2 separate regions of the Mus musculus genome follow, and region 1 is linked to region 2. The links are chromatin loops, found by intact Hi-C in ENCODE. Cell type or tissue: heart. All regions are shown on one strand. Links, peaks and the distances in the headings refer to the core of each region. The heading gives the core; the rest is flanking DNA.

The links. Peaks named below come from ENCODE experiments on the same cell type or tissue, not always from the same donor. Only the 100,000 strongest peaks of a DNase experiment are listed, where the experiment ranks them.
Region 1: it touches region 2 in a loop (10-fold over the local background); 8 of 42 quality-filtered maps call a loop at or near these places.

What each region holds. Positions count from the first base shown.
Region 1 is chr5:105,143,983-105,150,083 of GRCm38, reverse strand. No RefSeq gene overlaps it. Among named protein-coding and RNA genes, the nearest start is that of Gbp4, 7.4 kb to the right of the region's middle. In heart, for the core only: no CTCF peak of the experiment used is centred there; DNase peaks (open chromatin) are centred at 3,443 and 4,093.
Region 2 is chr5:105,291,104-105,297,204 of GRCm38, reverse strand. It overlaps Gbp6 (guanylate binding protein 6), which reads left to right and starts at 3,506. Exons shown (of 11, transcript NM_194336.2): 1 at 3,506-3,579. In heart, for the core only: no CTCF peak of the experiment used is centred there; DNase peaks (open chromatin) are centred at 3,214 and 3,784; H3K27ac peaks cover 890 bases.

The DNA.
Region 1 (6,101 bases), core at 621-5,620, 150 kb after region 2:
GGCTCACAACCATCCGTAACGAGATCTGATGCCCTCTTCTGGTGTGTCTGAAGACAGCTACAGAGTACATACATATAAAAAATAAATAAATCTTTAAAAAAATAAATAAATGATATTTCTGTGTGGTACTGTGCACTGAATATTGTAACACATTATTCAGTACTCTGGTTTCTTTCTATACAGAAGTAGGTATTTGATAATATTCATGTCTTGGTAACTTATTAGTACTGTATTAAGATACCATGACCAAGGCAATGTACAGAAGAAATTATTTATTGGAGGGTTATGGTTTCAGAGGGTGATTCTATGATGATGATGGCAGGGAACATGCACACAGGTGAGCAGGCATGTCCTGAAGCAGTAGCTGAGGTCTTACTTACCTCTGATCCACAAGTACAAGGCAGAGAGAAAGAGCTATAGAGTAATGGGAGTCTTTGAAACCTCAAAGGCCACCCCAGTGACACCAACTCCATCAAGGACACACCCCTAATTCTTCCCAACCAGTTCTACCAACTGGGAATCAAGAACTCAAATTCATTAGCTTAAGGACTAAATCACCACAATTGGTATATCATATTGAAATGTGTGTTCATGCTTAGAACATGTGATATATGTTGCTGGCATCATGTATCTCCACATGGATGAAGGACCCCATATTTGATTAAATAGCATTAACTAAAAAAAATATCAGAACACTTTTTTTCTTCAGTAAGTCACATAAGTGATTTCTTTTGACAAATTATTAAAATTTGCTTTTTATTCTTTATAGATGTGGACTTTTCCTTGTAATGCCTTTGGAGTCCCAGAGGGCTTCAGATGTTCTGGAATTGGAATTAGAGATGGTTGTAAGCCTCCATGTGTGTGCTGGGGACAGAACCCATGTCCTCTGCCAGACACAGTGCTTTTAACCTTTGACCATCTCTGTACCTCTCATACAGAAGTTATTTCTTAAGAAGACCACTGGGAGTTCTAACCAAGCCAAAGGAAGTGCCAATTTACAAGGTCCTGAAAATATTCATATGCTTCATGACTTTAAAACAAAACAGTGTGGCTTAGCCTGCCAACTCTGTCTTTACCTCCCAAATTTCATATTAATGTGGAAGTGGTTTTTTGGATTTTTTTGTGGACAACTTTGATGATTTAAGAAAGTAGATAATTTATTTTCTATCAGTTTATTTGTTCTCTAAGAATTTCATACAATCAATTATGATTCCATTTCCACCAACCTTCCCTTTTTCCCCACACACCCAACTTCCTACCTTTTCTTGCAAACCCATGAAGGACAGATTTTGCTGCCCTTATAGTCCAGGGTGTAAAAAATTTCTAGAGGGTGGTTATACCACCAGAGGCTGCAACATTAAAGATTAAAAATCTGACTCTTTTCCCCAGTAACTATGACTCCTTAGCTAGGGTGAAACTGTGTGTCCCTACTTCCTCTCCATCCTGGATTTTTTCTGGCCTAGACCAACAGAGGTGATAACCTATGTTTAATGTTAGACCCCCACGGAAGAGTGCAATGAAGCTTAAAGCTGAACATGCAGGCTCTGACAATCAGAATAAGTACTGCTATGCATGTTTTCATGTCTTTTGGTGCTAGGATTAAAAATCCCACAAACAGGATAAATGTAAAAATAACAGAAAATTGTTTCTTAGCTTTGGACCTCGGGACTTCAAAATCAGAGTGCCAGCATGCTGGTATCTGGGGAGCTGTCATTTAGGTCAATGAGCACTGACTTATGGTGTCTCCTCACATTATGGGAGGGCCCGTGAGTTGTCTGAGGAGATTTTGTAAGAACAGCAATTCCAGCCACATGACCTCTGCACCTGCCACTGAAACATGTCATGAAAGGCTCCACATCCTGTGGAGTTGAGTCCAAGGACAGAATTTTTGAGGAAGTCAAAGGTTTACTCCATTTCAGTGAGTGTTTGTGATCTTAGACTCAAATTCAGAGCCATGGATCTTACTGAGTTGGAGCTTTGATATTTACCTATCTTTTCACAAAATTCACAAAGGTCTGTGAACTCAGGTGACAACCTAGGTGGATGCCATCAACAGTGGAGTAGTTTCAATGGAAAAGTTAATTCTATCACAGAAGTGGTAGAAATACTATCACTATTGTTAGTCCAGGACATATGGAAGGGTACAGGGAGTGCCACTTCTAGCTAAGGAGTCAGAGGTATTGGTGGGGGTGGAGTTGGGGGGGGGTGGAGTCAGGTTTTCATCTTTTAATGTTGCAGCCCCTGGTAGGATGACCACCCTCCAGTGTGAATGTTATACTCCCAAGACTGTATGGTTTTCACAGACTGTACTTAGTGACTTGTCTGGTGACAGCTCTGGTCCTTCATGAGAACTCAGTAGCTGTGCAGAAGGCAGCTGACCACTACAGTGAGCAGAAGGCCCAGTGACTGAGGCTCCCCTCAGACATGCTCCAGAGGCTGCTGATGGTCACACAGCCTGTGAGAAGGAAGTCATTACTGTCTTCTTAGTTGTGAATGAGCCACATTTTTTGATACTTGGCTTATTCCAAATCTTTTTTTTTTTTTAAAGATTTATTTATTGATTATATGTAAGTACACTGTAGCTGTCTTCAGACACTCCAGAAGAGGGCATCAGATTTCATTAGGGATGGTTGTGAGCCACCATGTGGTTGCTGGGATTTGAACTCTGGACCTTCGGAAGAGCAGTCGGGTGCTCTTACCCACTGAGCCATCTCACCAGCCCTTATTCCAAATCTTAATATACACTAGAATATGCTTCTCACAAGTGGTAGTCAAACGGACTTTTCTACTGATTTCTTTGAAAGTTCCTTTCTGTTTTTTTTTTCCATTTGGTCACATGTCTATACATTTTCCTTGTAGGAATCAGTAGTAGATAAGGAGGTGATTTGTACAGAAGAATAGAGAGACATCTGTGATCACTGAGGGAGAGCTGGTCAGCTACAGTGGCTCTCAGAGAGAATTCAGCCCAGATGGCTTCAGTGTCTGGAGGTCATGAGGGAGAAGACTGAGCATAACTATTGGAGGCTCTTCAAGAAAGGAGTGAAGGTAAAGAGTTGGGAGCATGGGGGAGGAGTGAGGGTGAAGAGTAGGGAGCACAGAAGCTATGAGGTGAGCATGAGATGTCTGATGCTGTTGGCATACTACAGTGTTGGAAGCCGACCCACCGTTCACATGAAACGGGGTACACTTGGGAGGCAAGCCAGGGATGAAAAAGAGGGGAAACTAGGTGGTGGAGAGAAAAATGGAGCCAAGACAAGGTTCCTGAGAAAGGCTCAAATGTTTAATGGCAAATGGGCTTATAAGTGGGGGGGGGGGGTGGGCATTTCCACCAATTCATTCTTGGAGCCTGGAACCAGCTGCCAGTGACTAAGTGCAGGATAGGGTGTAGTCTCCTGAATAGCTCAGCAGCCTCCCAGGAGGTAGCAGTATCTTGAAGAGGAAAAGTGACATTGGCTGAACAACAGAGTGATCTAGGGAGGAAGGCTCCACCCTAGGTAATCTCCTTAGTGGCAACAATGTCAAGGTCTGGCTCAGCCTGCTTCAGGATGGGGGGAGGTTAGACTACAGCCCTTGAAAAACCCAAGGAAACAAGGCACCTTAGCCTCTTTTCAGTGTTGGGCACAAAACTCAGGGACCTGCAATGATGGCCTATTACACCACTCCCGATCATGTATGTGCATATGTGTATATATGTGCATGTGTGGGTGTGCCTGTTTATGCACTGTCATGTATGATCTTGTGTGTGCATCTGTGTATGTTTGCATGCGTTTGTGTGTATGTGCTTCTGTGACCAGCAGGCCTCTCTACATGCAGTTGAAGTATAGAAAGTCTTTCTGTCTCTGTTTCTTTCTTGCTGACTCTGTCTCTATGTCTGTGTGCATGCTGTGTGCACACACGTTTGTATAAATGCGTACATGTTCATGTGTGCCACACTGTGGTGGAGGTCCTTGCTCTCCATGCTGTGTGAGGCAGGGTACCTCTTTTGTTTAGCAGCATTTTTCTGCCTCTGTCATGTGTCATGAAATCAATCGTGAGTCTGGGGGTTTGACCAATGAGGATTCACCCTCCAAACTGAATGCACTTCCAGCTTAGCAGAGTTGCTGGGCAGCCAGAGAGACAACCCTGACACAGCTCAGCCCCTGAAAGGCATTTCCTGGAACATGATTCTCATGGAAACTGAAAGCAACCGAGCTCTTCTGTAACTGAGGCATTTCTAGGAACTCAGTTGCTTTGTGTCAGAAAAACAGGAAAGTGATTTTTTTAAACGATGTATCCAACTACAAAATTAAAGTACAAAGACAATTAAGCTACTTAATCCTGTATTTTTCATATTTTTAAAAAAGTCTTTCTCTTTCTCTTTCTCTTTTCTGTCTCTCAGTTTCTTTCTTCCTGACTCTGTCTCTATGTGTGTGTGCATGCTGTGTGCACACACATTTGTATGAATGAGTGCATGTTCATGTGAGGCTCTCTGTGGTGGAGGTCCTTGCTCTCCATGCTGTGTGAGGCAGGGCACCTCTTTTGTTTCTCAGTATTTTTCTGCCTCTATCACGTGCCTTGCCACACTAGCACTGAGGTTGCATATGCACCCTGCAGCACATGGCCTCACATGGGGATCTAATCTCAGGTCCTCAGGCTTGAATGGCCAGGGATCTACAAACTAAGCCATGTGTCCACACCCCGGGCACTTCTGCAGAGTGCTTGTAGACACTGCATTTTACACTGTCATACCTATGTGTCACATCTAGAAAGGCTTCCTGGCATGGGTGGTGGTTTTGGTTGAAAACTTCACTGAAGTCTCATAACTGTCATTGTGACTCTTCAGTGTCTGCTGTCTCCCTGACCTCCACAGTTAAAGCCTCCCACAGTGCTTCCAAAGTCAGTGTGGCTGTGTGATTTTCAGCTGTCTATGTTTGCGCACAGTCTTCCTGTTATCTGTCAGAGAATAGCTACTGAGAAAACATAGTAAAAAGGCAAAAGGAGAAGTTTATTATTTTAAGACACAATGAAAATTCTTGATAAAAATGTTTGTAAAAAGATTTATAAAATCTCTCGACATACCTTCAGAGCAGGGCAGGGGCATAAATGAGAGTATGTATACCAGAAGAAACCTGAACAATTAAAGAATGACACCAAAGTTTTCATGGTCAACAAGAGTGGGAGAATAAGATAAAGGAGAGGGTGAAGCCAATTTTAAGGGGTTGAGAGCCTGTGGGTTCCCTCAATTGTGACAGTCAGAGTCTTTTAAAAAATTGCACTCCAGATTTTCAGTGAGATCCCCACACTTTTCTTTGAGTTTTGGGGTCTCCCATTTGGAAGTGAAGTTCCCACAAAGTAATGAACCCAGTTCTGTGTCAGGTGAAGCCACTGTTCCCAAGCCCAGGGCCACACTCCCTAGCACAGCATCTTTTCTGCTGCAGCAGGCTCCAAATCTGGACCCCGCAGCTTCTGAGTCAGCCTTTGAGCTCACTGGAGCACCACAAGAAAATGGAGGAGCCCACTATTTGCCTTTGCTTTTGGTGGACATGTACTTTGAGACTGCATGTTCAAGTCAGAACAGATGTGGACTCAGTAGATGAGAGAGTCCTTGGGAAACAGGTCTGTTAGTGTAGCTCTGAGATCAACATTGCAGGAAGGGGAGTGCAAGCCCATCACAGGGATACTAACTCTGCTTGGAACTGGCTGTGTACAGGAGCTGAAATTGCCTGTTGGGAAAAAGTGCTTTGCTGGTGTCCTTCTGTTCTCACCGAGGTAGGTCCCTGGAAGCAAATTAGAATAGGAAAAGAGAGGAAAAAAAAGAAAAGAAAAGAGAAGAGAAGAGAAGAGAAGAGAAGAGAAGAGAAGAGAAGAGAAGAGAAGAGAAGAAAAGGCACCACAATACACAGACACACACACACACACAGCACATCAACCCATAAAAACATAAACAAACAAACTAAAAATAACATGAGGCAAAATGTCTACACAAATACCATTGGTCTCCTTTTGTGTTCACCATCATATGCTGGGCATGGTTTCTACCCATAAGTGTGGTTTATTACCCACTGACTCTTTTGGAGAAAAAAGATGTTTCCTTTTCAAGCAGATGTCAGGTAGAGATAGCT
Region 2 (6,101 bases), core at 690-5,689:
CAGGCCTTCCTGAGTCCCATCTCCCTAGCCACAAGGCAAGCCTGGAGTGTGAGGAGAGATAGATTCGGCAAGCCTGGAAAGTCAGAGCTGGCCTTTGTGCCTCAGCTGCTGTTCATGTTTCTTGGTAGATAAAGGGACTTTTTCTAAGACTCCATATCTGCTTATTCCTTAACATCTTCCTGGAAAAGGCCAAACATGTTCCCCTGATAAGGAGTAGGACAAGGGTGAAATAATTTCATGCATTAACTATTAAACTTTTAGTGGTGTGATGTTGTTGCTTGTGTCCTGGACTACCCACTGCTGGATCCTATCTGCTCTTGGGGGGTAGGAGGTGAGATGGCATGGGCGTCAACAACACAGACTCCAGGAGCAAGTGAGAAACTGCACAAGCTTTTTTAATACCTTCCTCCTGAGCCACATTGGTCCCAAGCAAGCATCTCTTCTACACAGCAGCTCCCAATTGGCTGGCATTGTCTGCACCAGCAATCCTTGGCCCCTCAGGCAGTCTTCAATTAGGTCCTCCTGTAGGAGATGCTTTTGTGATTGTTTGAGGCTCCCAGCATTACACAGAGGTGGCCCAGGTTTCCCGCTACAGTGTGATATGCTATTTTTAAAAGAAACATTAAACCTGACTTTCCATGCTTAGTATTTGCCCATCCCTCTTTTGCTGGTTCGGTTATTACTTATGGCTCCTACTGCCTCCATCTTGTCTCCCTCATCAGCTTAGTTATCAAGGGAATAGTGGATTCCAGACCCCTCCTTCATTGCTACTGTTCTGCTTTTCAGGTTGTTGTTTAATCTGCAGTGCAGTTTCACAGCAGAGGCATCCACACAGCATCTTTGTATACAATACCATGGGCATAACTGGTCAGAGGGCTATTCAGCTATGACGCTAATTCTAATTGGCCAGGAGACTGTACACCTACTACGTGTCGTTTTGTGGTCCAGGATGGCACCACACTAAGGAGAGCAAGCAGCTTGTGTGTCTATGACACCTTGTGGATTCATAAAAATTCAAATTAAGGGCCTAAGGAGATGCCTTATTCCGTGAAGGGTCTGTTATGCAAGCATGGGGATGTTAATTTGGATCTGCAGTGAAAAGCTGGGTATGGCAGTGTGTGCCTGTAATCCCAAGGCTGGGGTGGGGTCAGAGACAGCAAGGCCCTGAGGCTCAGCAATCAGCTAGTATGGCAAAGCAGAGAGGTCCTGATTCTGTGAGAGGCACTGTTTCAAAACCTCAGCAAATATGTACATTGGCACGCCTGTGCTTGAGCACACACACACGTGCACACACAAATACACACACACACAGCGTCTCTCTCTCTCTTTCAATATAATAGAGGCAGCCTCCCTCCTGCTGTTCCTTGCAATCCTGTCTCAGCAGTGCCACTCAACTGACAGAAGTTGGACACATCCCTGCTTTGCTCCAGACCAGGGACTCCTCTGGCCTTCTTGGAATTCAAGAACCTGCTGACATGAACTTCTTCCCAGTCCTGGTGTGGACTCTGTGAGCGTTCTACCTGGGCCTGCAGATGGGTGGCCGTGCTGACACATCAGATGAATAGCCAGAGTTCACTGAAGTTGAAACAAGGTAAGAGTTTATCTCCATGCCACTGACCTGCTCCTTTGTCCCTTCATCACTCTGAGCTCTGCACCTAATGTCTAGGAGAATAAATTAAGGACCTTGAAGCTAGGTGCCTGGATATGGCCCAGTCTGATGAGTTAGAATGCCGGGTCTAGTCTCTACAGCACACTAGGCCAAGGCAGTTCCATGTGGAAGAGGTTTTATTGTAAGGGAGAGACAAGGTAGTGGCAGAAAGAGAAGGGTGAGAGAGAGTGAGGAAGGGGCGTTCTCCTCATTTATATGGAAAATGATGTAACACAGGTGAGTCAAGTGGATGTTGGGAATATGGTGCCTGTTGTCTTGGCAACCAGTCAGAAGGTAGCAGGTCATGCTGTCGCCTATGTGATGTCACAGGTTTGGGATGTCCTGATGCCAACACCGCCTCTAAGGGGTACTCCCTTGTTTAATCCTTCCTGTGAAATCACAATGGATCACTCTACAGCTCCCCCCTGCTTTGTGTTTCATCCTTTACAAATGGTGTTCAATCTCCCATCAGGGACAAAGTTCAGACCCCAGTCTGCCTCCCTAAGGGCTCAGAAATTAAAGCTTTCATTTTTCAGCTTCCATCTCTGAAGTTTTCTTAGCTTCTATATTGAACACAACTCCTACTTACTATTCTTTAATTGCTTCTTTTAAAATCAGGTTTTAAAATTGACTGTTGTGTTTTATGAAAAGAAAAAGAAGTCAGGTATATGTTTGGTGGCTGTCTGGTGTCTTAGTTAGGGTTTTACTGCTGTGAACAGACACCATGACCAAGGCAAGTCTTATAAAAAAACAACATTTAATTGGGGCTGGGTTACAGGTTCAGAGGTTCAGTCCATTATCATCAAGGTGGGAGCATGGCAGCATCCAGGCAGGCGTGGCACAGGCAGAGATGAGAGTTCTATGTCTTCATCCAAAGGCTGCTAGTGGAAGACTGACTTCCAGGCAACTAGAGTGAGGATCTTAAGCCCACAACCACAGTGACACACCTATTCCAACCAGGTCACACCTATTCCAACAAGGCCACATCTCCAAATGGTGCCACCCTCTGGTCCAAGAATATACAAACGTCATACCTGGTATGTTGAGGTGAAAAGGGGTACCTCTGAGGGCCAGTGTTGAAGCATTACCTTCTTCCTGAGGTACCAGCCACACAATTGTATAGTATAGAATACAGTTTATTTAAGACATGGAGAGGGGAGTTGAGGGGTTAGTAGAGACAAAGAAAGAGGGATAGAGAGGGGAGGAAGGAGGAGGAGGGACAGAGAAGAAAGAGGGTAAAAAAGGAAGAGAGGACAATTGAGCAAGAGAGGGGGGTATGTGAGGGTACAAGCAGCCCCTTTTATAGTGAGTCATGCCCACCTGGCTGTTGCCAGGTAATTGTGGGGCAGCCCAGAAGAAATGGCAACAGGGATGGTTCCTGCTTTAGAAAACACATGTTTAAAACATTAAACATGTTTGATCAGAAAGCACTGGGAATTTCCCCTGAGAGAAGCACACTTGCAATACTCCCGGATTTTGTAATTTCCACTGATGGCTGCCTGGGTTTTACTGTGCTTTATCTGTGCCAAGAAGGCTGGAGGAAACTGGAAATGGGTTCCAAGGAAAGAGAAGGTAAACAGATTCCACAGTGGAGGCCTGCTGTCCCTTGGCTGCAACAGAGTATCACACTGGCTTTTCGGGATAGACAGGAACCTCTGACCTCCCTTTCCAGTCTTGGCCAAGTTAACATGGCCTATTTTATTTTACTTTCAGTTTTGTTTCTGCTGCAGCATGTGATTTCTTTTAACTCCTTCTCTCTCTCTCTCTCTCTCTCTCTCTCTCTCTCTCTCTCTCTCTCTCTCTCTGTGTGTGTGTGTGTGGTCAGCTTACATAAAAGAGGAGCAAAGAGAGCAGGAGGGAGGAGAGCAGAAGGGAGCCTGAGGAGGCAGCAGCAGCTGAGAACTGCACTTGGACCTGTGCTGTGGGACCAGGTATATTTACTTTTCCTTTCTTTAAGGAGCAACTTAGTCTGGACCTCAGCTTGATTTCCAAGTCAAAGGGGCAACTGAGGGAGGGGGAAGGGAGGCAGATTATGAGCTCTCTGGTCTGCAGGGGGCTGTGGCTGGCTTTAGGTCTAGGAGGTCAGTTTCTTTCCTCTGATAAAGGACAGATACAAAGTGGCAGCCTGACACTGCTGGCTGCCCTGCTCTGTTAGACAAACTATGGGAAGAGCCCTGGTCCTGCCTCAGCTGGGACCACAACAGCTCCTGCCCTGGTTCACAGGCAACTGTAGGCAGAGGAAAGTCTCTGTGGAGGAACCGTGTGAGGAAAACTCAGCACAAGAGCTTGGCAAACATCTATCTGGAAATAACTTAGTTCCTACCTCACTGACTTTGAATTAAGTGTAAGAAGATAATCCAGTTCTATATTGATGTTTATGTTGTATGTGAGATGTAGAGATTACGTAGTGCTATGTGCATTTTGTTTGGGCTGCTAGTCTTATTTCATACATGGAACTAAGCTGCAGAGAGCCTGGTTTCTGGAGTTAAGTGACGTCACCTGTATCTAACTTCTGGAGATTCTGCACATTCTCCTTCCTTGGCATAATGTCCTCATGCTCATCTGGGACTGAGGGCAGGGCAGGGGAGGCAGGTTATGTGTTGTCTGACCTGTAGGAGTCTGTGTCTAGCCTAAGTCTATTAAGGTCTACAAAGTTGTGTACAGTAGTTAATTTTATTCCCTTCTTTGGCTGAATAATATTCTATTGTGCACATTGTCAGACTGTGTTAATGTATGCATCTGTTGGTGATCTGTTGGTGGGAGTCTGGGCTGTCTCCACAATGTGGGTATTGTGAACACAGCTGCCATGATCACTACAGCTCAAAGGTCCATCCAAGTCCTTCTTTGCTATTTTGTTTGTGTTGTAATCAAAGAAGAGCTGTTAGATCAGACATAAGTATTGATTTTCTCAAAAGCGAGGACTGTTTCCCATGAGGTAATATTCTGTATTCTTAGCCACAGAGTACAGACACCTGAGTTGTCTAAATTCTGGGTTACATGGATTTGTTTTTGCTTTGTGTGGTAGCTGTCCTTGTGTGTATGGTTTGATTGGCACTTCCTCAATATTTGTCAAAGACATGTTATAAGAAACAATGGGTCTATAGAATTGTTGTGCAACAAAAACAAGTAGTTCTTAAAAATAACAGCATTCATGCTTAAACTGTAAACATCAGCAAAACTAAGTAAACAATTTCAAATAAATATGTATGTTAACCCAAAGCAAGCTTCAGCCTCAGTAAGCTCTAAGAAGCCAAATCACACATGATCATGTGACTCTAGACTCTTACACCATGTCCCTCAGCATGGCAAAACAGAAATAGTGTAACGGAAAGTTTCTTCATTTTGCATCCATGTTTCCCTAATAAAACCTGATTGCCATTCTGTCCTGGGAACAGAGACACTTCACCTTTCACTCTGGTACATCCCAATTTGGACATTACATCTTTTTCAAGTAAGTTTATTTAAAAATTTTATAGTTTTCTCATACAAGGTGATTTGCAATATTGAGTACTATCTTGTGTGCTCATGGACATTTGTAAGCCTTCTCTGAAGAAATTTCAACCCAGTGCTTTTCTCAGTTTAGAACTGAGGTGTCTGTGATGAATTGTAGAGCCACTTTGTTTCAGATAGTAACCCTTTATCACACATGTGATTTACTACAGGTCTTCGTCACCCATTCTTGGGTTGCCTTTTTACACGCTGTATAGAATGCTCTGGTGCACGAATTTCTTAACTTTACAGAGTGGATTTTTTTCTATTTATTTGCTCATGTTGAGATTTTGTTTTCATGTTCAAGAAATAATCCCTACTTGAAACACAAGTTAGGTAAGACTGAAACCAGGTTAGCCCCAGGTTAGCCTGCTGTAGTTAAGGTCTGCATTGCTTCCTGCAGTCAGAACCTGTGTCAGGTGGGGTGCAGGTAGGCAGTAAAAAGTCAAACAAGGACTCATGTAAGTCCCACCCTTTAGTCAGCTGCACATCTCAGTGTTCATGTAATTCATGGGAACTGTTCACAGTTTCTACATATTTTTAGCCATCTTAAAATCTATTCATGGAGATACCAAGGGCCTAGAGCTCACGAGGCTGCCATTTTGCTGTGCTATTCTGGTTTTGGCAACTTGCTTTTCTCATTAGCAGCATGGTAGAATAATCCATAACATGTAAGGACTTTAAGGTTTTTGAGGTCACATACTAAGGGTGCTCATTACAGGGCTTAGCATATAGCATGCAGTGACCTTGCTTAAGGCCATTATTTTTTGGATTTTATTCCACTGAAGCAAAACTTTATAGATGAGAGCAGCCCATGTGTTATTAAAGCTTCTTTAGAACTTTGAAGAATAATGAAGAAAGAGAAGCAGGCCCTCTGTACTGCAGATTCGAGGTTACATGCTGCCATTTGAGGCTATGCGCTGCCAACAGGAAACCTACAAAGGTCACCAACTGGTCTTAGCTG